Linked DNA regions of Homo sapiens: region 1 is linked to region 2. A link is a loop called in an ENCODE intact Hi-C map of the cell type or tissue named here. Cell type or tissue: Calu3. All regions are shown on one strand. Each heading gives the region's core, and the rest is flanking DNA. Links, peaks and the distances in the headings are about the cores only.

What was found. Peaks named below come from ENCODE experiments on the same cell type or tissue, not always from the same donor. Only the 100,000 strongest peaks of a DNase experiment are listed, where the experiment ranks them.
Region 1: it touches region 2 in a loop (2.1-fold over the local background); 1 of 110 quality-filtered maps calls a loop at or near these places.

Annotation. Positions count from the first base shown.
Region 1 is chr10:58,546,577-58,561,817 of GRCh38, reverse strand. The region is part of intron 1 of BICC1 (BicC family RNA binding protein 1); the gene reads right to left. Among named protein-coding and RNA genes, the nearest start is that of BICC1, 41 kb to the right of the region's middle. In Calu3, for the core only: no CTCF peak of the experiment used is centred there; a DNase peak (open chromatin) is centred at 6,137.
Region 2 is chr10:58,660,063-58,675,303 of GRCh38, reverse strand. The region is part of intron 2 of BICC1 (BicC family RNA binding protein 1); the gene reads right to left. Among named protein-coding and RNA genes, the nearest start is that of BICC1, 150 kb to the right of the region's middle. In Calu3, for the core only: no CTCF peak of the experiment used is centred there; a DNase peak (open chromatin) is centred at 9,033.

The DNA.
Region 1 (15,241 bases), core at 3,911-8,910, 110 kb after region 2:
CTAGAGCAACCTTATAAGAAAGGCTTATGGGAGTCTTATATCTGGAAGTAAAAGGACAAAATTTAACATCATGAAAGCATATGAAAGTATAAAATTAACTGACAGAGCAGATACACAAGGATGAGAAAGGAATCAAACCCTATCACTACAGAAAACCACCAAAGATAAACAATAAGAGAGGAAGAAAAGAACAAATGATACACAAAACAACCAGAAAACAACAAAATAACAGGAGTGTGCTCTCACCTATCAATAGTAATCCTGAATATAAATGGTTGGTTTCAATTCTCCAATAAAAGATATAGAGTTGCTGAATAGATTTTTTTAAAAAAAGAAACAAGACCCAGTTATATGCATATAAGAAACTCATTTCACCTATAAAGAACACACAGACTGAACATGAAGGGATGAACAAGAATATTCTACACAAAGAGAAACCAAAACTAAATGGGAGTAGCTATATTTATATTAGATAAAATGAATTTTTAAGTCAAAAACTATAAAAAGAGAAAAAAAGTCATTATATAATGATAAAGAGATCAATTCAGCCAGAAAATATAATTATTGTAAATATATGCACCCAGCACTGGAAAACCCAGATACATAAGCATGAATTAATAGATCTAAATATTATTATATTAAAAGGGAGAGACAGGCCCCAATACAATAATAGTTGAGGACTTCAACACTCTACTGTCAATATTGAACAGGTCATCTAGATAGAAAAATCAACAGCAACAAAAATCAGTCTCAAATTGCATCACAGACCAAATGGACCTGACAGACATTTACAGAACATTTCATCCAACAGCTACTGTATACACATTCTTATGAGCACATGGAGAATTCTCCAGGATAGACCAGATAATAACCCAAAAACAAGCCTCAACCTATTTTTAAAAATTGAAATCATATCACAATAGAATAAAACTAGGAATAAATAAGAACTTTGGAAACTGTACAAATAAATGGAAATGAAAATATGTTCCTGAACACCAGTAGAGTCCAGTAGAGTGATGAAGAAAAATTAAGAAGAAAACAAAAAAAATTATTAAACTAAAATACAAACACAACATACCAAAATCTATGGGATACAGCAAAAGCTGAACTAAGAAAACAGTTTACAGCAATAAACACCTACATCAAAACAGTGGCAAGACCTGAAATGAACAACCTCAAGGAATTTAAAAAGCAAAAGCAAATCTTTCCTTCTACCAAAGTCGGTAAAAGAAAAACAAATTTAAAGATCACAGCATAAATAAACAAAATAGAGACTAAAAAAATACAAAAGATCAATGAAATCGAAATACAGTTGTTTGAAGAGATAAACAGAATCAATAAACCACTAGATAGACTAACCAGGAGAAAGAGAGAATACCCGAATAAACAAAATCAGAAATAAAAGAGGAAGACATTACAATTGATAACACAGAAATACAAAAGATCAGCGCTTGTTATGAACAACTTTATGTTAACAAACTAGAAAACCTAGAGGAAATGAATAAATCCCTTGACACATACAACCTATCAAGATTGAACCAGGAAGAAATAGAAAACTTAAACAAACTAATAATGAGTAAGGAGATTGAGTCAGTAATAAAGTCTCCTAACAAAGAAAAGCTCAAGAATGGATGACTTTCCTGCTAAATTCTACCAAACTTATAAAAAAACTCACATTTATTCTTCTCAAATCACTCCAAAAAATTGAAGAGGAGGTAATTCTTCCTAACTCATTCTATGAGGCCAGCATTACCCTAATACCAAAGCGAGACAAAGACACTGCAAAAAAAAAAAGAATACTGCAAGCCAAAACCCCTGATAAACCTAGATGCAAAAATCCTCAACAAAACACTAGCAAACCAAATCCAACAACACATCAAAAAATTACACAACATGATCAGGTGGGCTTTATCCCAGGAATACATGCAAATCAATAAACATGATATATCACAAAATGAACAAAACCTAAATGATTATTTCTATAAACACAGAAAAAGCATTTGATAAAATTCGACATCCCTTCATGATAAAAATTCTCAACAAATTACACATAGAAGGAATGTACCTCAACACAATAAAGGCCATACATGACAACCCCATAGCTGACGCCATACTGAACAAGGGAAATGTGAAAGGCTTTCCTCTAAGAATTGGAACAAGAAAAGGATATCCACTTTTACCACTCACATTCAACATAGTACTGGAAGGCTTAGCCAGAACAATTAAGGAACAGAAAGAGCATCCAAACTGGAAACAAGGTAATCAAACTGTTTCTGTTTGCAGACAATATAATCTTATATACAGAAAAACCTAAAGTCTCCACCAATTCTTAGAACTGATAAATGAATTTAATAAAGGTGTAGGACACAAAATCAAAATACAAAATTTGGTAGCATTTCTATAAAGCAATAATGAAAGAGCTGAAAAACAATTCAAGAAAGCAATCTCATTTACAATATCTACTTACCAAAAAAAAAACACAAATGCCTAGAAATAAATTTAGCATGCAAAAAGTGAGTAAGCATGCTACCATTTTTCAGTTCTGTAAATCCTTTACAACTTTAATTTTAGTATTTCTCAGCATTGTGACTGAACACTGAGATTTCTGCTATATTTTACAGACTCTCAGATAAGTCATTATAAATCTCCTAAATATATATAAATACATTATTTTTCGGGGCTCAATTATGAAAGTAAAAGTCCTGGGGGGGTGGTTATTAATTAAAACACATCATGAAGTTAGCAACAGCAACAAGTACCACAAAAGGCAATCCTAAGTGCTATGGTTTGAATATTTGTATGGTTTGAATATTTGTATCATCTCAAAATTCATTTTTGAAACATACTCTCAAGGTGATTGTATTAGGAGGTGGAACTTTGGGAGGTGATTAAAGTGTAAGGAAAGAGCCCTCATAAATGTGATCAGTGACCTTATAAAAGAGAACCCAGGTAAATGCCTTGCCCTTTCCATTATGTGAGGATGCAGCTAGAAGGCATCATCTATGAGGAACAGGTCCTCATTAGACACCTATACTGTTAGCACCTTGATCTTGGACTTCCCAGGCTCCAGAACCGTGAGAAATAATTTTCTGTTGTTTATAAACTGCCCAATCTAGGGAATTTTTGTTACAGCAGCACCTGTGAACTAAGAAACTAAGAATGTTGCTTAGAGTTAAGATTAAGATCTCATAGGCAAGAGACATACTCTGCCAGCCAAGATAGAGAAAATGGGACCTGATTTACCCTCACATTTGAAAACAACTCAAAAATGGAAAACATAAATTTAAGAGTGGTTTTACACCGAACAAGCAACAAAGCATGCCGATTCCTGGGGGGAAACAAATAAAATAATCATACAATTGAACCAGCTTATTGCCAGGAGAACTTACAGATTGTGACGCGAAAAGCATGAAGCAAGGTGGAACCTAGAAGTCTCTCTAAGTAGAGGAACTGGGCCTGGAAACCAAAGAGACCAAGACGCCTAGAGTTTGCAGGGCAGAATAGCAAAGAGGTGAAAGCTGCAAGGACAAAGAATTCTGGAGATGTTCAGGCTTACTCCTTGAGTGTGCAGCTGAGTACCGATCAACCCATGCATATGAGTAAACTACTAGAGAACCAACTGAAAGGATTATAGGAAATAATCCTAACTCTCACATAGTTTTAGAACAGCTCCTCCTGTTCACAATGGTCAGAGTAGAAAGCCTTATAATTAACAGGATATCAGGTAGAAAACTTAGAAGGCTTTTGCCTCAGTAGGAGGTAAAACTAGCCCTGAACTAAATGCTGCTCTGGTCCTACCTGAGAAAGCAGAAAGACAGACATAAAAGGGTCAAACTCTTTCCAAGTGATTTAACTGTATCCCTTAACAAGCTCAAGAGTACGAAAATATCTGGACCAAAAAGGGTAATATTACAATGTCTGGCCTCTAATCAAAAATTACTAGACATGTAAAGAAACAGGAAAATACAGGCCATGAGAAGAAAAATCAATTAACTGAAACCAACATAGAATTGTTACATGTTAGAATAACAGAAAAGAACATTAAAAAAAGGTTACTGTGTATTTAAAAAGCTAGAGAAAAATTTGAAAAGTGTTAAGATATTCAAAAGATCCCAACTAAACTTCTCAAGATGAAAACTACATCTTTGGGGTAAAAAAGCACTGAAAGTATTAATAGCACATTAGTCTATGTGAGAAAAAAATGTGAGATTGGATTTACAGTCATAGCAACAGAAATTATCTAAAGTTAAATGGTGATTTTTAAAATACTGGAAAAAATTGAATAGAACATCAATAAGCTGTGGAACAACATCAAGCAGTCGAATATATGTGTAATTGGAGTTCCCAATGAAGGAGAAACAGAAAGGATATTTGAATAAATAATGGTTAAAATTATTCCAAATCTAATGAAAACAATAAAGCTATAAATCCAAGAAGCTCAATGAACTCCACTGAACACATGAAAAAAAAAAAGACGCTGTCATATATCACTAAATTGCTTAAAACCAATGTTAAAGACAATCTTTAAAACAGCTAGAGAAAAAAAATACACATTATCTACAAGGCAACAAAGACAATGTTGATGGCCAATTTCTCATCAGAAACAATGCAAGCCAGAAAAGAGTAGAACATCTTAAAAGCAATTTTAAAACACCGTCAACCTAGAATTATTTACTCAACGAAAACATCTTTCAAAAATAAAGGCAAAATGAGAATATTAAAGGATAAGAAATGTTAAAGGAAATCCTTCAGACAGAGAAAAAATAACTATCAAGGACAATCCTGCATCTCAAGATCCTTAATCACATCTGCAAAGTCCCTTTTACAACGCGAGGTAACATTCATGAATTCCTGGAATGAGAATGTAGACATCCTTTAGGGGCCATAATTCTACTAACCACACACCTCATATGAAGAAACCACTTAAAAAGATGTTACACTAGAATAAAAAATAGTAATGCAAGAAAAACATATGAGAATTCTTTTTAAATGGAAGCCTCATATGACTGAGAAGAAACAGACAAAAGGACAAAACTGACACTCTTTCGGACTTTGATGCCTAGGCCATTACCTTTTGAACTGCATACTTAGTAATTTAAGATTGTTTTCTTCTTAATCACTCCAAGTATACTACTTGATTCCACAGCAAATATTTACATAATGATAATATTGTAAGTGATGTTAAGAAAAAAACAAACTCATGAGCAATCTGAAGAGTGATTTTTAAAAAAAAAGGTTTCTGCCTGCCTGCATCAACTGCTCTATCAATCAAATTGCTTTTCACTTTTAAGGGCAAAATCTGGCATAAGAGGAATTGAAATTATGGTAATTTAACTCCATACAAATATTTTCTAAGTAACATTTCTTGGTCAAGTTTCTTTTCTCCTTCATACTCTTAACCAAGCTGCAAACTTTGATGCTAAGGGGATTTATGGCCCATCAAGAAATTCAATAACTTTTAATATACATTTTCCTTACATAAAATGCTTCGATGCAAGACCAAATTGACCTATTATGTTTATTTTAGAGCTAGTAATGCAATTTCAGAATATCTGAGAAGCTGCAAATGAGTAGAATTTACCTTTCTCTATTTGTATGCATACATCCATGCCAATAAAAATTAGACATATTCAAGGTTTCACATTCAACAGTAAGAGACTAGCATTTTAAACTCAACCTAGGAGGTATAACTTTCGCAATCACCCTAAGTTAATAATTTGTCATAATATTAACTATCCCCCAACACTCGAAAACTAGAAATTCCACAATCTTACAAATAGGCTTCTCATTCTATAATTGATGGATTATCTAAATAACCATAATTAAGGAAATAAAAAAAAATTTTAAGAATAAACAATTCAACATTACTTCCCATTCAAACACTATCTAACTGGGAATGACAGTTCGGGTCCTTAGTGTAGAACATAATGTTTAAAGAACCAATACCACACACAGAACTGATTCTCTTTAGTGATAACACAGTGGTGAAATATTTCACTTGATTCTCCAGTAATCCAAGTTAAAGGCTTTGAAGTCACTATATTTGTTCACCAACTTCATCCATTTCCATTTAATCATTAAAACCCTGTTTCACTGAAGTCAAGCCTGCTTGGCCATCATTTGAGTTCCAGAGATGCCAGGCCAACACTTAGTTTCGCATGACAGACCTCAGTGACCCATATTTTTCAAGCACTCACTGAAACTTCCTTTGCAAAGAACTGCTAATCATTATTGTGAGAAGAGATAAGAACGCTGATCTGCTCATTGAAAATTAACTGACTTCACATAGAGAACCTCATCACCTAGACCTTAGCTTCCCTTTTTTGATCTTGATAATCAGAAAAGAAATTTTGCCTATTTATATTGATGTTTTTAAGATTTCCACCAGTACTACTAATTACTCTACTTCCAACAGGTTACAATACATAGGACCACAAGTTGCAACATTTAGTATTGCTGCTTACGTCCTAGGGTCAGCCACCTAAAAAAAAAAAAAAAAAAAAAAAAAAAATGTCCAACAGCCTCTATTCTCTTCAGCTGTAAAATAAAAACCTGACATCTATGAGGTTGTTACAACAGGAATAAAGAGTACATTACATCAAATTTCAGAAGTTTGCACTGAAAGTAAAGGTAATTCAAGCAAAAATATGAAAAAATCTCGAAAATGTATTTTCCCCCAAATAATTATCCTAGATCTAAACCATTTCAGCTAAAATGGTTTTACTCTCCCCACTATGTGAGTTACTTATTACTTGTTCTTTTTCTTTTTAAAGAAAGACACTAAGGTATTTATAACAAAACCTGGACATTACAAATTTAAAATAACAAGCTCAGACTTTATACATTTAATATGTTCTTGATCAGTCACAGAGCCAAAAGAGAAACAAACAGAATTAAGCTTACAAGAAAATAAAATAGTAAAATATTAATATATAAAATAGAAAAGGAGGTATATATAACAGAATTTATTATACCAAAATTAAATGTAATTCTAACAAGGCTAGAGAGGCAAAAAAAAAAAAATCAAATGTAAGTCATATAAGACTTTAAAAATCAGGATATTAAACCAACATTGATATCACATTGTTTAAATTAGGTCCTTCCTTTTAGCCATAATGAATGTGTATATTTCATGGATCAAAAACACAAAGTAATTCTTATTATACAAATGCTGTTCTAGTAAACACACAAGCATTTTTTTTCTGATGTTTGCACCTTCTTTATACTTTCTTCCAAAACCACTGCTCCTGACTTACATCACAGGAAGAACAACAAAAAAGAGTAGGAACTTCAGAAACTGAACCATAAAATAAGAATGCCTGTTTGCCTAAGGCGTTTATAATGGCTAACATGTTTAATAAGAGAATCTATATATTGTAGGCTCTTTATAAAAATTACATAACTACAGCATTGACTAAAGTTCAATTTTAAAAGCCTGAAATTCTCCCATTTTTGTCTTACAAGACAGGAAAAGAAGACCGGATTTAAAGTTCAGAGACTAAGTTCTGCTCAGGGTTCGACAATAAAACAGATAAGCTAATAGAGCTCATCACTTAAATTGTCCTCTCTGACTCTCAGCTTTCCTTAACTGTAGAATTAGTACAACCACCACAGATCTTCCTAACTCCTTAAGAATTTAATATGGGATTAACAGGTATGAATTCAATCAATTCCTGCCTTCCACCTATCACCCAATAAAGAATCAGTTCATTTTAAATGACCTTGAGAAAATGTAATTCATTTTCAATATCATTTAAAATAAACATAACAAAAACATTATTTTAAATAAAATTCTTCTTCTACAGAATCCAAATAGTATAAATTGAAACATAAGTTATTCAATGTTTTTAGTTCTATAAGTCACCATTCCCCTCAAACACTGTAGGTAACCAAGAAGTTAAGACTCTTAACACATGAAGAGTGAACTCTTTCCCATCCAGACCCAGTAGACTGGTTTTTTTTACATTTTTGTACTCTATTGACAAAGTTCCAAAAAGCTACCCTTGAAAATGACAAAGAAGTGTTAGCACACAAAATGAGCATTAAAATCTGCTTGATGTTCATTAAAGAAAAAGCTAAAAAAAGAAGGGGGAGTCTAGCCCCCCCGAAAAAAAAACTTGTCTTTATATATTTTATAAACATTTCAGAAGACTAATTTCTAAAATTAACTTGCATGGTGTTCCTTGCACTAAACATCTGTATTACTTTCCTAATGCTGCTGTAACAAAATAATACAAACTTAGCAACTTAAAACAGCACAAATTTATTGTCTTACAGTTTCAGAGGTCAGAAGTCCAAAATGGATTTCACTGGGTTAAAATCCAGGTGTTGATGGACTGCAATCCTACTGGAAACTCTAGAGGATAATCTGTCTCCTTGACTTTTGGAGCTTCTAGAGGCTGCCGACATTCCTTGCAGCTTCCTTCCATCTTGAAGTCCAACAATTCCAATCAAGTTGCTCTCACATTGAATTCCTCTGACTCTAACTCCTTTGCCTCCCTCTTTCACTTACTGCCAATGTGATTGCATTAGGCCCACCTGGATAACCCAGGCTAACCTCTTTAAGGACAGCTGATTGGTAACCTTAAAGCCATCTGCAACCTAATTCCCCTTGCCATGGTAACACAGTCACAAGTTCCAGGGATTTGAATATGGACATCTTTGGGAGGTCTGTCTTCTCTCCACCACTACATCTGTCATACATTTATTGAGAGAGTCTATTAACAGATTATAGGGATGAACAAGCCCTATGGGGGTCAATTTAAAGGGAAAGACAAAAGAACAAAACTACAATTCAGTAGGAAAAAATATATAAACACAGGAACACTTAGCAACAAAGGCAGATGAATAAAAATTTCTTTAAAATAATAACTAAAATATTATATATCTGTCTGAAAGCCCATGCCTACGTGGAATGTTCTACATACTTTAATATCATTGTGAGGAAAGCCCTGTTTAAAAAACGTCACAAGGAATACAGTCAATATCAATCAGAATTTTAGAGACTGTTGAGATCTGAAGATATCTCACCACCAATCTAGTGTTCAACTGAGACCTAGAGAAATTATAACTTTCCTAAGATCACTTGGCTAGATAGTTTCAGAAACAGGACTTTAACTCAATTTCCTTATTTCTGGTCAAAATACTATATGACATAGCACAAACAAAAAAGTTCACTACGGTGTGTTTAAGAAATAAGAATAACCTGTAATCCCAGAACTTTGGGACGCCGAGGCGGGTGGATCACAAGGTCAGGAGATGGAGACCATCCTGGCTAACACGGTGAAACCCCATCTCTTCTAAAAATACAAAAAATTAGCTGGGTGTGGTGGCGGGCACCTGTAGTCCCAGCTACTCAGGAGGCTGAGGCAGGAGAATGGCATGAACCCGGGAGGCGGAGCTTGCAGTGAGCCAAGATCACACCACTGCACTCCAGCCTGCGTGACAGTGCAAGACTCCATCTCAAAAATAAATAAATAAATAAAATAATAAAAAAAGAAATAAGAATAAAATGTAATTACAGTTTGAAAATATCAACTACAGATTTGTGCAACTATAAATCTGTATAGTAAAACATAAGTTATTCAATGTTTTTAGTTCTATAAGTCACCATTCCCCTCAAACACTGTAGGTAACCAAGAAGTTAAGACTCTTAACACATGAAGAGTGAACTCTTTCCCATCCAGACCCAGTAGACTGGTTTTTTTTACATTTTTGTACTCTATTGACAAAGTTCCAAAAAGCTACCCTTGAAAATGACAAAGAAGTGTTAGCACACAAAATGAGCATTAAAATCTGCTTGATGTTCATTAAAGAAAAAGCTAAAAAAAGAAGGGAGAGTCTATCCCCCCCCAAAAAAAACTTGTCTTTATATATTTTATAAACATTTCAGAAGACTAATTTCTAAAATTAACTTGCATGGTGTTCCTTGCACTAAACATCTGTATTACTTTCCTAATGCTGCTGTAACAAAATAATACAAACTTAGCAACTTAAAACAGCACAAATTTATTGTCTTACAGTTTTAGAGGTCAGAAGTCATAAAAGTCCTAAGGTCAGAGAAAGAGAAATTATGTATGATCTCACTTATATGCGAAATCTAAAAAAGTCAAACTCACAGAAACAAATAGTAGAATGATGGTTACCAGGGGCTGGGTGGGAAGGAGAGGTGTGGAATTAGGAAGATGTTGGTCAAAGGATACAAAATTTCACACAGACAAGAAAAGTAAGTTCAAGAGATCTGTACACATTGTGACTACAGTTAATAACAATGTACTGTATACTTGAAAACTACTGAGAAGAAAACAGATTTTAAATGTGTTCACCACACACACAAAAATTAAGTATGTAAGGTAATGGATATGTTAATTAGCTCATTTGAGCTATTCCACAATATGTACATATATCAAAACATCATGTTGTATATACCATGAACATATTAAATTTTTATGTCAATTTAAAAGTAAATAAATAATAAAAGTTTTGCAGCTTAAAGGTATAAAGTTCAGCCATTTAGCAAATTCACCTTTGTATAATAACCTCTTGTTCAAAGATGTTATAAATGTGAGACCTCATATTTCATTAATCTAGTTCACATTACTTCATTGAGATCTTACCAGATGCCAGGCAAGTCCTAGGTAAAGGGGATACAGCAGTGAACAACAAATTTTAAAAGCCCTGCTTTTATGAACTTTTATGAAATAGTGAAGGATCAGGGGAACAGATAAAAAGGAAACAAGTATATCATATGTCAGAAAGAGGTTGTATTTACTAGTACTGAGATGTGAAGGAAGATCAGAGACGTGCATTCTCAATGTCACTTAAAAACAAACAGGATGTGGAATGTTAAAAGCTGATGACAAGATGAAGGAGATAAAATGTCTAATATCTTAAAAACACCCAAACACACAAGCACTGTCATAAAATTGAATGAGAACCTCTTTCTCAAACCCCAAATAAAAATTAATACCAATTAAAATCAAACTCCATCCAAACTGTAGAATTGGCAGAAAGAATAGATGCATTGGTCAATGGAACAAGACACAGACCCCAGAAATCAACCCATACAATGTAGTCAACTGATTTATGAAAAACACAGAAAGGCGATTCAATGAAAAAAGCATAGTCTTTTCAACAAATGATGCTAGAATAATTGTATATTCATACACCAAGAAAAAAATTAAATGAACCTGGACTTGGACCTTATATTTTACAAACAATGCAAAATGAATCATAAACCTAGACATAAAATGCAAAACAGTAAAATTTCTAGATGAACACATAGGAGAAAATCTACATGACCTTGGGTTTAGTGATGAGTTTTTAGATACAATACAAAAAAACATTATTTATGAAAGAAGATAGATAAATTGGACTTAATAAAATTCAAACTCTACTCTGTGAAAGACACTATTAAGAGAATGAAATGACAAACCAAAGATTCGGAGAAAATATTTAGAAAACATGTCTGATAAAGAAGTTGTATATAAAATATACAGCGGGGCAGGGAGACTCATGCCTGTAGCCCTAGCACTTTAGGAGACTGAGGTGGGAGGACTGCTTGAGGTCAGAAGTTTGAGACCAGCCTGGTCAACATAGCAAAACCCCGTCTCTACAAAAATATTTGAAAATAAAATATTAGTAGAGTATGGTGGCACTGCCTGTAGTCCCAGCTACTCAGAAGGCTGAGGTGGAGGATTACTTGAGCCCAGGATTTTGAGGCTGCTTTGAGCCATGATCATGCTACTGCACCCCAGTCAAGGTGATAGAGCAAGACCCTGTCTCCAAACTAAATAAATAATTAAAATATACAAAGAATTCTTGAAACTAAGCTGGGCACAGTGGCTCACACTTGTAATCCCAGCACTTTGGGAGGCCGAGGCAGGTGGATCACCTGAGGTAAAGGTGTTCAAGACCAGTCTGGGCAACATGGTAAAAACCCGTCTCTACTAAAAATACAAAAAAATTAGCCGGGCACAATGGTGCACATCTGTAATCCCAGCTACTCAGGAGGCTGAGACAGGAGAATCGCTTGAACTCAGGAAGCGGAGGTTGCAGTGAGCCGAGATCACACCATTGCACTCCAGCCTGGACAACAGAGTGAGACTTCATCTCAAAAAAAAAAAAGAAAAAAACAAACAAACAAACAATTCTTGAAACTCAACAATAACAACAACAAAAAAAAGGGCCAAAAAAAAAAAATCTGAACAGACTCCTCACCAAAGAAGATACATAGATGACAAATAAGCATACGAAAAGATGCTCAACATCATTATCTCATTAGGGAAATACAAATTAAAATGATGAGATACTACTAGACATCTATTAAAATGGCGAAAATTTTAAAAACTGACAATACCAAACGTTGACTAGGATGCAGAGAAACAGGAGCTCTCAATTCATTGTTGGAGTGAATGCAAAAGCTGTATACCATTCCAAATTTTGGAATACAGTTTGGCAGTGTCTTAAAAAGCTAAACACAGTCTCTATCATATAATATAGCAATTGTGCTCCTTTGAAATTTTATGTCAACATAAACACCTGCATGAGAATGTTTATAGAAGTCTTATTTATACTGGTCAAGAGCTGGAAACAATCTCAACAGGTGAGTGTATAAACGAACTGTTGTCATCCATATAATAGAATACTATTCATAGGAGAAAAAAAAAAACTGGCTGAGGGAGGTGGCTCATGCCTGTAGTCCCAGCACTTTGGGAGGCCAAGATGGGCAGATTGCTTGAGTCTAGGAGTTTGAGACCAGCCTGAGCAACATGGCAAAACCCTGTCTCCACAAAAAATATAAACGTTGGCCAGGTGTGTGGTCCCAGCTACTCAGGAGGCTGAGGTGGAAAAATCACCTGAGCCCAGGAAGTTGAGGCTGCAGTGAGCCATGATCGCACCACTGCACTCCAGCCTGGGTGACAGAGGGAAACCCTGACACACACACACCCCAAAGTAAACTAAAACAAAAACAAGGGCCTATGTGACAGAGCACGACCCTGTCCCCTCCCCTCCCCAAAAACACAACAACATAGATAACTCTTATATGCATATACATAAATATGATGTTGAGCCAAGGAAAAGATTATGTACTATATGACATTTGTGTGACATTCTGAAAAAGGCAAAACTACAGTGACAGTAAATAGGTCAATCATTGCCAGGGGTTTCGGAAGGGGTGAGGGTTGAATAAATATAGCACATTGGATTTTTAGGATATGAAAGTATTCTCTTTGATATTCTAATGGGGGATACATGACATTGTAAATTTCAAAACCCACAAAATACAGAGCTAACCTTAATGTATGCAAATTGTAAAAAATCATTTGGGAGGTTGGAGAATCCAAGATGGAATGCAGGCTGTGGTGAAAGAATCTAGCAAATGTATAAAATACACTCAGTGATGGAATGGGAAAGATGCTGACCTGAGCATCCTTACAAATAAGTGGAGTAGGTAAGACTAAAGGCAAAAGGCACTGTGCATAAGCTCTGTGGATAAAACTGTTTCTCACAGGGTATTTAGTTAGGAATTCTAAAATCACTATTATACTGTATACTGGAGTTGAACAATGCAAATGGATCGTGGCTCTTGGGAGCCAGATCTCTCAGTGTTTGAATGACAGTTTACAGAGAAGCAATGAGAGAAAACTCCAATGAGCCATGTGGTAACAGATTAAGAGTTGAAGTCATCAGTATAAACACATATTTGGCTTAATATAGACAGACACAAATACAAATATTTATAAATATGTGAACATACACAGATTATTATACACAACATATTTCCTTGCTCTGTCAGCTGAAAGAGCCTAGAAGCAACACATCCCAGTAGCAATGAGCATAGCAGATCTTGGTTTCTAGTAACAGTCTCCAATAAAAGAAACCAGGGCTCCTTGGAAAAAATCATTGATTCTAGCACTGGAGCAGGGAATATACAAGATGTGCATGAGCATCTTGTAGTGCCAGAAATTAAGAAAGTACTCAAAAACAACAACAATGCAACAGTGGGGGTATATCAAAGGGACACAGTAGCCAACTGAAAGAGCTTCCATGGCCAAAGCTACAACAGTCTGATCAATGAAATAAACAAGTATTAGATTATAATCCAAAGTATAAAATAAATAAATATCCATACTGACATACATACATGCATGCATGTATACACAGAGAAGAGACCAATCTCTTATGCAGAAGAATTCCGAATAGTTGATGTAGATACTCTCCTCTCACAGAAGTGCAGCATGACTCCTACTCACACATGGGCTGCACGCAGTGCCTTCAATACCATTACAATGGAGGAACCTGATGACTACCACCTCAGCCAGGTGATCAAGATTCACATCAACAGTAAAACATGATGCTGACACAATAGTGTACACCCTTAATATGAGGAGAATGGTACTTTACCTCTTTAGACTTCCTCCCCAAAAATACATAATCATGAGAAAAAAACATCAGACAGATCCCAACTAAGGGATGTTTTATGGAATACTTCTCAAAACTGTCAAAATCATCAAAAGCAAGAGGAGTCTGAGAAACTGTCACAGCCAAGAGGAGCCAAGGGAGACATGACAATGAATGCAATGTGATATTCTGGATAGAGTCCCAGAATAGAAAAAGAACAGCAGGTAAACACTAAGGAAATCTGAATAAAGTATGGACTGTAGTTCATAACAATGCATCATTACTGGCTCATTAATTAATATAAGATGGTAATAATAAGGGGAAACTGGGTTTGGCGTATAGGGGGACTCGCTGTACTATATTCATAACTTTATCTCTAAAGCTGCTCTAAAATAAAAAGGTTGCTTAAAAGTATCTACTGGAATGAATGACAAAATCTTACCAGTGAAGAAAATAAGAAACCTCCATTAGGTCTCTAGGTACCAATTTAAGCACATCTGAAAGTCTGATTCATCCCTTAAATATTTAAAAGGCAGGAGGCCAATATGTTATCTTTTTTCTAATTTTTAAATTTTTTTGAAAAAGTACAAATATCCTCTGGATTGCAAAACTGATACTTTAATATTGATTTTTTTCTTAAGTATTTGAAAGTACTGGTAACAGGATAACAAAATAAATTATTTTTTTAAAAAAAGTTTTTTACTTAATTAGGTAAAACTGTGGTCAACTGTGGGTGTCATTTGGACCTGGGTTTTTCCTGCAACTATGAGAGCCATTCACTACAGAGGATCCCAGAGCTGAGTCTTAGAGGACTTCACCAACGATGCCTCAGTAGAGA
Region 2 (15,241 bases), core at 6,845-11,844:
TATTGTTGATGCCAGCCTGTTAGTTGAGGCTAAATGCATCCTATTGGATACTCCTTCCAAACCAGGTCTTCCTTTTGATTTCCATGCTCTCCTCAGATATCTGTGTTCAAATCCTTGTTCTCTCCTCTCTCCCAGCTTCTCCTCCAACTGTCCTCAACCCCCACCACAACCATATCTAATAAGTTGCACAGACCTAGCAATTCCCTCTCCAAAACCATGTCCATAATCCAAGACAATCTTCTATCCAGATAATTACCATCCGTGAGTACTTACACAGAGGATTTCATGCTTGATGGTGGCACATCCAGCCTTTTCTCATACAAGTCGTTAATTTGATATTTCCCTCCCCTAATTACAACATCTCTCAGAGGTTAACTGTTATCTGTCTCTCAGCCTAACATTTAAGACTATCCATAACCAGGCCACAACCAGCCTCTTAAGTTTTACTTCTCTCAGAGCTCCCTACTTATAACTAGCCACTGTCCTATCCTCACCCAATCCTCCTTTTTTCTTTTTTTGCTTTATTCAAACTGTCCTTTTGTCCCACTGTCTCCTGCTGCTGAATTTCTACATGTTGTTCAACAGCAACTATAAAAGCAACATCAAGATTCCCGTAATCTCTCCTTCCTCTGAGCTGCTATATCACCTCTTATGATAGTTATGATGTATTACTACTCTATTTGAATTGGTCCTTCAAGCGGCCCTCAGGTAGAATCACTTTCCTTTTGTACAATCATGCATCTAATCAAGAGTGCCTGACTCAGATGTCTAGAAAAGCCAGAGAAAGAACAGTGAGGAATGAATGGGCAGAAGTGCATGGTTTTAACATAAATATATGTTCCACAAAAGAAAAACACAGACACAGGAAAATTACTCATTTGCCCAAAGAAATATATTGTCTCATTTTCTTGGCATTCACTAACACCCCTTCACTAATATTTCCCCTTGACCTGCAGACATGGTACAAAAATTATTTCACTCTACCACGAAAAAAAAAAACCAATAGTACAATGACAAGGATAAATGGTAACTGACACTTGATCTGAGTTTCAGGGAAATAATAAAGAGTGGTCAGAGGTGCAGCAAATAGGATAGGGACTGTCCCTGCCTAAGCTTGCAAACACCAGCTCCAGCTATCACGTGCAAATGCTGGCACAAAATAGCCAGACATTCAGATTTTCCAAGAGAAGCTACAAAACCAAATTGGTATGTAAATCTCCTTAATTCTAAAATGTTGGTAGCTAAATGATTTATTTCAAAACCATTATTCAGACAAACACAATATGGCCTACAGTGAACATAACTTGTATGACAAATACAACCAGCAAGCTATTAGCTTGAGTGTTTACCTGAGATAGATTAAAAGAAAAATAGGCTGGGCATGGTGGCTCATACCTGTAATCCCAGCACTTTGGGAGGCCAAGGCAGACGGATCACCTGAGGTCAAGAGTTCGAGACCAGCCTAGCTCAACATGGTGAAACCTCGTCTCTACTAAAAATACAAAAAAAAAAAAAAAGCTGGGCGTGGTAGCACACACCTGTAGTCCCAGCTACTCGGGGAAGCTGAGGCAGGAGAATCGCTTGAACCCAGGGGGTGGAGGTTGCAGTGAGCTAAGATCGTGCCACTGCACTCCAGCCTGTGTGACACAGGGAGACTCAATCACAAAAAATAAAAATGAAAAAAATAACAAGAATGTGGTAATACTCAAAGTGAGTAGATGGTGCTACTACCAGAATCATAAAAGCTTGTGCTCCACGGCATTTTATAACTAGCTGGATTTTGATCTTAGGAAGAAGGAACAGACAGCTTTATAGTCCAGCACCTGTCTTACAGGCTAAAGCATTTGGTGGGGAGGCACAGGGCTAAAGGCTGCTAGAAAACTGAGTCCAATTAAGCCTAAGGCAAGGGTTATATGTAAATCCCCTTGCACATGGTAGGAATTCAATAATACTTCCTGAATAAATATTGGAACTGATTCCTTCCCAGAGGATGCCAGAAAAATTGTTACCCTATTGAATTTGGTACAGCATGGTAGAAAATACCTACTGCACTCTACATGTATGTTTCTGCAAAAGTAATTTTAAATCTTCCTGATATAGGAAAAAAATGTGGAGCCTATAAAAAGTTATTAGTAATATTCAAAGAATTTATACATTTCAAAAATGAGTTTAATTGGTAATGAAAATTTCCAAAGAAGCTACTCTGGAGGCTTAAGTGCACTAATGATGTCACAAGGGAGAGCTAGAAAGACAAACACACAGATGTCCTAAGATTGCATTCATCTGCAACAGTGCAGAATTAGATTTGGCAATATATCAGACCTCTTCATGTGATTCTTATAGTAAAAGTTTCAAAATGGCTTTCCCCTGGTGAATCTTTAGCTTCTCAACATTTAAAGAGGATCCAATTAAAAACCACTAAACTTTCCAAACTCTGGTTTCAAGAAATTCAAATTCCCTCAATATAACCTCAATTTCCAACACCTAGTCACAAAGAATAAAATGGCATACAGTTTTCAGGTATTAGGAAATGTAACCAGTTAAAGAGGTTTATTTTTATCACTGAGCATTCATTTATAAAACAAGGTGAGTGTGAGACTATATTTCCCACCGGGGAAAGGATGGTGGCCAAGACAGCCTTGGTCCCTGCTCTTGTGAGGCTTATAGTACATACAGGGAAACAAACTGTCAAACACCACTTGCCGATATATAATTACAAAGTTAAGTGTCATGAAAAATTTACAAAGTGCAATGATATCATCTGACATACAGACCCCAACTAGTCTAATAATCAGAAAAGGCTACCTTTTCTAAGCTGCAATATGAAGCATGGTTCCATCAAATGGGGTAACACAAAACATGCCAGGGAGATTAGCATTCACTCAATTCACAAACATCTACTGCATACTAAATAAGTGCCCGTCCTTATGTTAAGCATTAGGTATATAATAGTGAATAGAATTTAAAAAGTAAATCTACTGAGAGACTTACTCCAGTAAGTCTGAATGAGAGAGAAGAAAGTAGAATGGTGGTTGCTAGGGACTGGGAGGAGGGAGAAATGGGTGATTATTGTTAAATGGGTATGGAATTTCAGTTGTGGATAATGAAAAAGTTCTGGAGATGGATGGTGATGATGGTTGCACAACAATGTGAATATACTCAATGCCACTGAAATGTACACTTTAAAATGGTTAAAATGGTAAATTTCATGTTATGTATATGCTACCACAATAAAAACTAAACCTTAAAAAATTCCAACATTTAGACACTGCACAGAACAGGAAATGCTAGAAAAATGACAGGGAACGAGCTTCCAGAATGGTGGTAGACAACAACAAAGTCATAGACGACAAATGAAAAACTCGAGGCTGTTCCTTTTACAGGGAATCTCAAGAAAAGGAAAAGAATTGAATGCTGATGAGAAACCAAATAAGATGAGAACTTTAAAGTATCTCTTACATTTTGAAACAGATCATGGGTACCCTTGATAGCCATTTACATGGAAGAGTGAGTGCAGAAGCTGGAGTGAGTTGAAAAAACAAGGCAATTTGGGAAGTATAATAGAATGTTATGAGTAGATAACTCTTTCAAGAAGTATCAATTCTAACAAGCAGCAGAGAAACAGGACAATGGCTGGAGGATAATGTGAAATCAAGGGAAGCATGGAAGTAGTTAAGCAGCCCACCCTAATTTCCAATTTGTCCCAATTGGAACCCCATTTTTAGCTGGACACATGGACACTTAAGTACCCTGCCTTCCTTGAAGACAGGTAACACCCAAGGCACATAACTAAGTTCTGTCCAGGGAAATTTTAGCAGATTCTAAGAAATCTCATCATTCAGCTTGTCAATGTCTTTTGTGTCTCCCTCCAGCCTGCCAACTGGACTGTGATATCCACAGTTCCAACTTGGATTATGAAGATAAGGGCCATACCCTCCAGATGGGAACAGTAAAGGTGGAAGAATCTTGGGTTACTGAGGTCTCTGGAAAACAGCCACCACACCAGACCTGGACTACCTTGCTACAGAGTTTTTTCATAACAAATACCCTTCCAACTTATTTAAACAATGGTTATTTTGTTTTGCTTTGGTTTTCTATGTCTGCAGACAATTCTAATCCCAACTAATATAAGAAGGTTTTCTTGGAGACACTAGAATATGACTCTGTAGAAATGGGAATGATCTCATTAAAGAGACAAGGCAGAGGGAAACCGCCTTACATGGGAAGGACGAGGGTCATGCAAAACCATGTGGTTAGAAAGACAAGAAAAAGGGAAGACGAGAGAGAAGGCAAACCACGTAGAGCCATGTTTTGCTTGTTCTAGAATATCATATAAATGGAAACATACAGTGCCTGCTCTATGGGGTGAGGCTTCTTTCACCCAGCATAACGCTTTTTCAGGTTTCATCCATATTGTTGCATGTGTCAGTAGGTCCTTCCTTTTTATTAATGAGTATGGTTACATTGTATGAAACCCACCAGTTTGTTTATCCACTCTATGGACACCTGGATGCTTTCAGTTTTTGGCTTTCATGAATAAAGATGCCAAAAACAAGTCTTTTACTTGCTAGGTATTTCCATTTGATGATCTCACAGGAACTTAAAAATCAGAATGTTCAAAATTGAGCTCATCTAAATGTATATCTTTTCCACAAGTCTTTATTTCAGTAAATGGCACTGCCATTCCCTCTACTGTTCAAGTCACAGTCTTCAGTGTCATCCTTGACCACTGCCTGTCCCTGACTCCTCCCATGTGATCAGACCCAAAGTCCTGCCAGTATTCTCTTCTTCACATTTACTCACTTTGCCCTAGTGCCATAGGGGTATTTTTGTTGCCATGGCAGATGGGGACAGGATATTCAGTGGAGTTTTTTGGAAGGCGTAGGATGATAATGTGATAATAATGGTCTATATCGTCATAGGAGTTTGGGTGAAATAGATATATACATTTGTAGAAACACATTGAATGCTACATTTACTTTATGAATGTTTAACAACAACCACCCCCAAAAAAGCTATGTAAGAAATATTGACACTAGTAATTGGTATGCACGCTGATGAGGTGAAGTGTAGGGATATTTCTGCGCATTAGTTTGAAATGCATCAAAAAATAAGATGGATTGATGAACAGATAGAAGATTGGATATGTGATAAAGCAAATATTTTTAAAAATAATTTTAGAATTTAGGTAGTGGATATCTGGTATTCCATGCAAAATTATCTCAACTTTTGTGCATTTTCCCATTAGAATGTTAAAAAAACTTTAACCAAGCTGCATTTCTTTAAAAGCACGATCTAAAACTTTACAATAACATAAACAGAGCACATTCTTCTTCCTTTCCTTCACATCTTCACTTTTATTAAGAATTCATGAATGTTTACTACTAATGGATTTGTGAGCAATGCAATGACAAAGAATTTTAATGCCGTTTGAAATCATTATCAAAAGCCCAAAACATTTACTTTGCAGCAAAAGAGTGAAACAGAAATATTTTAACACCATGTTAATTCAGAAAAAAATATATGGGTAAAGTTCTAGCTCATTAGGGAAAATAACAGTTATTCTGAATTATGTAACGTTTTAAGGGATTCTGTTTTGTTATTTTTATACTCTGGCAGCTATGTGGGACCTATTTTATAGTAGATAACTATCACTGGCATCTCAAATGTCACATTATGTTACTCAACGTATTTTTGCATGTTTCCCTAGGAATATTGTTTCTAGCCTTAATTTCCACTATCAAATACAATAGTTTGTACATAAAAACACCCCAGGTCTTTCTTTGCAAAAATTAGCAACTACAATTTATTAAAAGCTTAGTTAAATTTTACTAAAAATTCATCTTCAAAATATAAGGGTCAAATTGTCCTTTTAATTAAAACTCATAATTTGAATTTTCAAAACCAACTACAAATTCAGATGCTCCAAATAGACTCTCATCATTCTCAACCAATACATAGAGTTTATTAAATGGCAAGCATTCCTGTATACGTATCAGGTTAAGTGTCCAAAATCCAAAATCCAAAATCCTTTGGAACCCAAAACTTTTTGTGCGCTTACATGAGGCTCAAAGGAAATGCTCATTGGAGCATTTTGGATTGAGGTTTGAGATGCTCAACTGGGTATATTTAAAAAAAAAAGAACTGTCATTTAGTAGCACAAGTATTTTAATTGCCTATTCATATACACTACCTAAGAAACTATATTTTATTGCTTATTTTCAGTAGATAAGGTTTTATTCTTAACAAATAATCTGGGAAATATTCTTAGATATTAGTTTCTCTTACTATACAAACTACAGTAAAAACATGGGCTTTAACTGCTCAAAAACTTTTTACAATCCTTTTAGATTTCAAAATAAATGTTTATTAATCCTTCAAATAAACATCCCTCAAATAGGCACTATTTCTTGTTAGATTCCCACTGTTAAAGACAGAGTGGGGCTGGATGGTAGGGAGAAAAAGCTAAGTGAGCTCAAGGCTGGTCCCAACTCCTGAGTTTCTAAGTTTTTCTTTAATCTGATCAGGAAAAATACTGAACTAGATGCACCATTAGTAGAAGAGAAGGAAAAATAATCTGGCTTTGCAAGTTCCTAGGTTCTGGTTTACTGTAACTGGCCCAAAATGAAGTAACGATCATCAACAAATGAGTAAACCAACACCAGAACTCTCTGTTATCAATAAAACACTTTTCCCAAATAAGATAATTTCTAGTCACATGCTATGTCCATTTAAATTGATGCAATCCTTGCAATGTGTGTTCTTTAAAAGGGCAAATGAAGTAAAAGTGCAGCTCAAATATGATTACTGGGATACAGGTTGTTGTGCAAAAGTAAAATTTTGAGATGTTTTTCAGTCAGGGTCAAACCTAAAGGTGAGATTCAGAGCACTGTGAATTCATCTGGAAAAAAAAATTGAGTGAAAAGTATAAGTTTTAAGCTTTATTGATTTTTCCCTTTATTTTATAAGGTCATTCAGTGAGGATCAAAAGCTCACACAAGATGAATTCATAAAAGAAATGGAGAGGAAAAGTTTTTAAAACTACTTTTTGTATAAATTGGTGCACCTGGCCCAAGGCAATAATGCACCAACTGAAATCAGAGCATCTACAGATGACGTAAAACTTCCTTTCCTTTCCAAATTCAAATGACTCAAGGACTCTTCCCAAAGAACTTTTGCTTCCAGTTTGCATGCTATGCATTTTCTTAAAAGCCGGATGACCGTGAAATATTTCATTCTGTGTAAACTGTTTACTACCAATTTTTAATTTATTATGTTTTTTAAAAAATTTACAGTAAGCCAAGATGAGACAAAGGAAAAAAACTTTTATTGAACATCTGGTATCCATGAACACTTCATAAATATGTGCTTTACCTCTGCTTAATCTACTTAACCTGATTAAGCAGGCATGCTCCCCATTTAACATTTGAAAAGGAAGTTTAGAGAGATTTAAGATCACCTAGCTATGAGTTAGGAGCATCCTCCAGTCCTGGCTTCTCCAAGGAGTAGCTATTAGTTCATATAGATATGTCATCTCTCTGACACTCTATTTCCTCATAGACAAAATAAATAGACTCAAGTGAACCCTGTAGTTACTTTAAAAGGTAAATTTGATCTTTCAGAGACTGGTAATAGATGTTCAGGCTTACTTCCTCCCCTCTACCCTATTGCCTTTGCCTTTATCCAATTTCACTGTTCTTTACTAATTCCACAGAATGGTTTAAGAAAAAAGGAGCTGCCAAAAAAAAAGAGTACTTAAAAGTGTGTTTTGGTATTGGTAACACCATCCAGACCTTTGAAAGGGAAATATAAGAATTCCTTGAACCCTGAGAATTAAGGTTAAAACTACCTTCCCTAAGAATTATAAGAGTATCCAAAGACTTCTACTTTTGCTATATTTTTTTCATAATTCCAGTGAACAAATGGGACCAGACTTCATAAAATTCCCTCAAATACCTCATACCTTCACTTTAAAAAATCATTACTGTGTTCTCATAGTTTGGTAAAGAAATATCATTAATAGCTATGAGAAATTGTATATCTAAACTTACATGTCATTCTTTACAAATTAGCTTTTAAAAGGACTAAAAGGCCAAGAAGAATAAGCAAGTAGTTTCTTCTGGAGCCTACTTATATAATCTACAGAGGTACAAACACACAGTAATTAGTTTGAAAATAAAATGAAATCCTAGTTTGGTAAGTAATTTGCCTTCCTTAAAACTGTCAGTGGCACTAAATTGAAATTTTTTCCTTCTAGCTGACCAAATTGTAAGCCTCTTTCATCTAGATCATTATTGAAAAGTGAGAATAACCCATTATGTCTAATATATTTATCAAAGGAATTTAAATATTAAGTAGACAAGTTAAATAGGAGCAAATAGCTGAAATTTTTTAGTATCTTATTTAAAGTTGTTTCCAGGGAGGAACTCAAGGAAAAAACAAGTATATCCTAAATAATTCAATTAAGAAAGAGAAAAAGAGTGCCATATCAGCAATTGAATGGCTACTATGCATGGTGGGAGGGGTCATGCAAGGTAGGAGGTTTTAGGTAGATTGGTTTTCTGTCTTTAGTCCCATAAAAGGAAGGCCTCACTATTCCATTTAACAGGTGAAGAAAGAGATTCAAACACTAAGTAACTTGCCCAAGAGCATACAGCTAATAAATGCTGATTTTGTATTTCCAGCATATATACACTTGAATGAAAAATCCAAGCACTTTTATACTACATCACACTTCTTCCCACCTTCTGTGTGCTTGGATAAGGATTCAAAAATTAAAAGTCACATTCAGCAACCTATTAGAATTAAAATGCTGGCTGAAGGAAAAGAACATAATTAGGATATTGTTAAAGCAAACTAAATATGGCCTGAGAAGGACTCAGTACTTCTATATTTGAGTCCTTATAGATGAACTATAACCTAGCTTAACAGTGAGACAAAATTGAAAACCTAACTTAGTAATATGCACCTGAAACAATAGCTGAGTGTTGGCCAATCTCAGTGGCCTACTTCAACCACTCACAGTCTGCTGAATGTTCAACCTGTGTTCAAACAAGGCAAATGCCGAGCTGTAACCAATCTCACTCTTTCTGCACCTCACTTCTGAAAGTGAAAGTAGGTCATTTTACGTTTTTTTGTCTATAAATTTGTTCTGACCACAAGGCACCCCTGGAGTCTCTGAATCTGCTGTGATTCTGGGGACTGCCCGATTTGCAAATCATTCATTGCTCAATTAAGCTCCTTTAAATTTAATTTGGCTGAAGTTTTTATTTTACCAATATAATATATCAACTGCTTGGCCAGAAGTATGAGAACATAAGGAACTTGTACGTCTAGCAAGAGGGTAAACTGGATGTTCAGATGAAACCGACTATACATGTTTAAACAGAAAATATCTCAAAATGCTGAGTAAAATATAAAACCATACTTTTGCAAGGTTATAAAATTCATTAGAGATCAGAAATGATAACAAAGAAATAGACGGGTAAATTAGGGCTAGAGCCAGCATTTGCCAGCAAAATGTCCACTAATACCTGGTGGTCTACAGCGTGGGTTTTAAAAAATGTTTAAAGAATAGAAAATAAATTTCAGATCAAAACACATAAAGTCTCAGAAGATGAAATAAAATAAAACTTTCCCTTAGTGATTCACAGTGTAGATGAGTGCCTGGTTTTGCCTTGGTGAAGCAAGGGGAATGAAAAACCTCTCTCCTCTGAATTCCTAAACACAAGATTGTATTTATGCACTATTGGCGATAGAATTCATGAACAAAGCAAAACAGATTCATTTAGTTATGGCTGTATTCCCAGGCAGATAAAGACAAAAATACTCTCTGAGGCCAAGGAGTTTAAATACGGGCTTCAACAAGTACAATCAAACCACCAAAGATATGAGAGGAAAAGCCATGATTAGTGAGAGTCAACAGAAAAAGACCACTAAAATAATGCAGGCACTATAATAATATTATACAGAATACTTATGCTTAAAAACACAAGAGAAGTTATCAAAAGTATGTTAAGGGAACAAGATACTATTAAAATTGATCTTGCAGATTTCAAAAATGGTTGTTTTTGAGAGAGGTGGGAACACTGAGAATGCCCCTTTCCTGAGGCTTCGGCACACAAGACCTGACTAAAACTGAGGCTGGGAAGTGACAGACTACCAAACCACCCACTTACCCTTCCATGAACTTTTTACCAAGTAATAACAAGCAGTAGTCTACTACTGGGGAAGTGGCAATAACACAGACCCCTGTGGCACAGCTGTACAGAGCTGGCAGAAAGCCAAAGGTAGATCAGGAACACAGAAAACTGTACCACACTCCGGGACTCATATTAAGCTCAATGTAGCAGCAGCAATCCATCCACCACTGGAGAAATCTGAAGTCTGTTTGCACTCAAGGTAACTACAGCAACAGCAAAATTCAAACCCAGCTCAACTGCTGACAATACTGACTACTGACACACTCCCCTATATTAACGAACTGAAGAAACAAAAAAAGTAACCATTGTGGGTATTAATTTTATTTACCACAGACTATTGCTCTTTAACACACAATACCAATATTCAATAAAAAATTACAAGACACAAAAGTGGAGGGAAAAAAAAAACCCACAAGCCTATCATCAACAGATAGCATAGTCAAATGAAATAGACCTCAAGATGGCCCAGACTTGTAAATATCAGATAGAACTTTTAAAATAACTACAATTAATATAAGGATCTAATGAAAAATATTATCAATGTGTCTGTATAGAAAGGGAAATTTTACCAGAGACATAAAAACTATAAAATAATCCAATGAAAAATGTCTGAAATGCAGAACAAAGCCACAGACTGAGGAAAAAGCTATTTACAAAACCTATATCTTATGAAGAACCTATATCCAGAACTCTTAATGCTTTTTAATCCAATAAAAAATTAGCAAAATCTCAAACATATACTTCACCAAAGGAAACAATGATTAAGCACATTAAAAAATGCTCGATATTGGTTCTCAGAGAAATGCAAATAAGTCCACAATCAGAAACTACTAAGTATCCACCAGAATGACTAACATTTCAAAAGATAGATAATAACAGGTGCTGACAAGGATGTGAAACAACTAAAACTCTCCTATATTGCTGGTGGGAATTTGAAATGGCATAGCTACTTTAGAAAATAATCTGGCACTTTCTTAGAAAGTGAAACACACACTTACATGAGCCAACAATTACACTCCAAGGCACTCATACAAAAGAAGTGAAAATATATGTTTACACAAAGACCTCTATGTGCATTTTACAGCACCTTCATTCATAAAAGCCTTAAATTAAAAATGACTCAAATTCCATCAACTAGTGAATGAATGTTTTTAATGTGATATACCCATACAATAGACCACTACTCAGAACCAAAGCAATGAACTACTGACACACCCAACAACCTCAAATGAGATGAATCTCAAAGGATTTAATAAATAAAAGAAGACAAAAGACTATAGCATATGATTCTATTTAAACCAACCATCTCCAACCTTTTTGGCATCAGGGACCAGTTTCATGGAAGACAATTTTTTCACCGAATGCAGGGGCAGGGAGATGGTTTCGGGATGAAACTGTCCCACCGCAGATCATCAGGCATTAGATTCTCATAAGGAGTGCATAACCTAGATCCCTTGAATGCACAGTTCACAATAGGGTTCATGCTCCTATGAGAATCTAATGCTGCCGCTGATCTGACAGGAAGGGGAGCTCAGGCAGTAATGCTCACTTGGCTACCGCTCACCTCCTGCTGTGTGACCCAATTCCTAACAGGCCGATACCAGTGCACAGCCTGGGGGCTGGGGACCCCTGATTTAAATGACATGTTGGAAAAGAAAGAGAAAACACACCAGAGGTTGTCCAGTGCTAGAAGTTGGGAGGAAGAAAATGTCTGTTAAATAAAACCTAAAAATTGGGCCGGATGTGGTGATTCACACCTGTAACCCCAGCACTTTGGGAGGCCGAGGTGGGTGGATCACCTGAGGACAGGAGTTCGAGACCAGCCTGGTCAACATGGTGAAACCCTGTCTCTACTAAAAATAAAAAAATTAGCCAGGTATGGTGGCATGAACATGAAGTCCCAGCTACTCAGGAGGCTGAGGCAGGAGAATGGCGTCAACCCAGGAAGCAAAGGTTGCAGTGAGCCGAGATAGTGCCACTGCACTGCAGCCTGGGCAACAGAGTAAGACTCCGTCTCAAAAAAAAAAAAAAAAAAGAAAAAGAAAAAGAAAAAGAAAAAAATTGGATGTTCAAAGCCAACTACAAATAAAAATGACATCTTTCATTTATTTATTCAACAAAACATTATTGAGTGCCTACAGTGTGGCAGGTACTATTCTAGACACTGGATAAAAAAGAATTTTATTTTAGTTGCAAGAGTTCTCTTTTTCAGAAAAGTGATGACAACAAATGCAATAAATTCACTTTATACAAGTTTTCCACATGTAACTGAATGTTCAGAACTCGCAATACTTTTCCTTTCTTACCAGATTGTTACAAAATCTCCTATATTATCTCATGATAGTTTTGTTATACATTTATTAGGATGAACTATATGAAACTGCAATGTTGTCAACAAAATAGTTCTTTCCTATGTTTCAAAAACAAGGATTCAGAAGCAAGAAAGGTGTAAAAGTAATCAGGGGTCATGTCATGCCCTTCTCATTGTAATACGAGATAATCAGTGACAGAGTTTCTAGTCAAAACGTCTGATATTCTGAACTTTTTTCACCTTTCGAGAGCTTTCGCAACATTCAGACTTGTGTTACTCATCTTGTAAATACAGATGCTTGCTATGGAGACTTAGCTGACTTCTGGTTTCACATTCCTAATGCAAGAACTAAAGAACAACACAATTGTTCTCATTTTAGTTAAGTTTTTAATTTAACCTCCTTCATCATGGGTGGAAAACCCTTGTTTAAAAGGATTATTTCATTTGGGCATTTAAAAATGGAATATCCTTCCAATTCCTTCAGATAATTTTAGAAACGAAATTATAAATTGTGTTTTTTAACATTATTCTAATTTTTTAAAGGCCATTGGGATTTTTATATTCTTCTAGTAGAAGATGTCCAAGATATGTGTCATTTGTATTTTGGCCTGGAGGGACTACTAATTCTATAGCCACTTAAGTTTTCTTCAAGTACACCAGAGGCAGGTGCTACTCAATACACAGGCACACACTAAGAGAATGGAACTGCACGCCCATATGTGCCTCTCAAAGGACCTCACTGCAGAGAAAACACAATACATGGAAATTTAGAACATAAGAGATGGAACATTTTATTCTTCATAACAATTTTTAAATTCCAAAATGTGACAGTTCTAAGGTTAAAAAGTATAGTTTTCTATATTTTTCCAATTTTTTCTCAACCTACACTCGAATTTTTCTGATTTTACTTTCTTGATTTCATCTTTTAAAACTATACCAAATTTCAATGCCTCATATGTTAAAAGCCAAATTATATCAGATTTGAAGTATAAATTCAATAATACTTAATCAAATTTTTAAGTAAAAATTTACTTAAAGCACTGTTATCCTCCAATGACTTCAGCTATTTCCACTATGCAAGAGATGACCTAAATTAAACTTTTGCCACATAACCTTTGCAGAATCAACTTGTGCCAACAAATGAGCACAACCCGAACACAGCATATGTAGGTAACTCTATACCTTAATTCTAATTGTTTAAACCTAAACATTGTCAATAATAGCAACCAACTTAACAATCTTCAGAAAATGAAAAACAGATGAAAGGTCTTAGATCATCATGAATCACACAGCCATGGAATTTAGCTTCAGATCACTCTTAGGATTCTTTTGACTATAATCAGGTTTGGTGCTTTGATTTTTATAATCTAGGCCAGTGACCCTCTACCTTTTCTCCTTCCAGTTTTCCTAAAGGAGGTGGGGTTAGGCTAGGGGATGCCTGATGCCTTTAAAATGCCATTTCTAAACTCCAGAGAGAAATGACATGGAACTAACTGAATACCAGTATTCTGAATTGAGCAAAGAAGCAGAAACAAGGATTGGCATGAGAGAACTTCAGGGACAAAAAAAAAAAAAAAAATTCAAGCTCGATATGCGAGCCCTTTAAAAAATTACGAATTTGAAAATAAGAATCTTCCCCCTTAAAAAACCTGACAGCATCAGGTTGCTACCAATGCACTAGATCAGACCATTTGGAAAACCACTGCCCTAAAACCACAGAGGAAATGAAAACATTCGAATAAAATCCAGCCATCAACACCCCACTACAGCCTCACAATTAATGAGAACTTACCTCTCTATTCCACTTGTGGGAGAAATGGACAAATTATAAAAAGAGAAGCTGATAAAAATATACTTTTCTTAAATCTCTACTACTCCATGTGGAAAGCATCTAGGCTTTGAAATATTTAAAGAGACATAATGTGTGTAAATGTTAAATACAGTGGCTTTCAACCTTGGCAGCACATGAAGTCGCCTGGGGTGACTTTCTCTTTCCCTTTTCTCTCCTCTCCTCCTGAGGAGGTGCAATGGGATGGGGTGGAGTTGCCAGGCAGAGGCATCAGTCCTATGAGACTGGTAGCCAAGGAAGGGAGGTAATGGGAGGGTACAAAGATGTCAGAAGGAGTCTTGAGTAGTTGGAATACTGGTTATGTTCAGCACAATTAACTAATTAATTAGGCATAAAGTTAATACACTGAGGATCCTGGAAACCAGCTTTCTCACCTTCTGAGAAGAGACGGGCTAGAAGTACACTAAAGTATTTGGTTAGAATGTGAACTATCAGAATGAACTCTTTTTTTTTTTTAATGGGTTAAGGAATGAACTTTTTTCAGGAAATTTATAAAACAAGAGTCACAGCAAGAAAAGAAGATACACAATCCTGAAATCTCTCATTATTCCTGAGGAGAGGTGATCCAGGGCCAGGGTATGCTGCTGGAGAAATGATTTTAGGGCAGGAAATGTGTCCCCTATTACTATACTCTCCTTATTTGACAAACAAGGGAAGGTGGCCTTGTTAATTGCCTGTGTTGTCGGGGAGAAGACAAATACACTACTTGAGCACCAAGTACTCCAGGTTTGGGTGCTGCTGTTTATAAGGGCTGTCTGGGAATATTAGCTGCTCAGCACCTGGTGATTTGGAGTCCTGTGGCTCACTGCAGCACCTTCTGCTGGAGCAAAGGGCCCCTAGACCCACAGGCAGCTGACAATGAGGAGCTCTTCTTGCTAG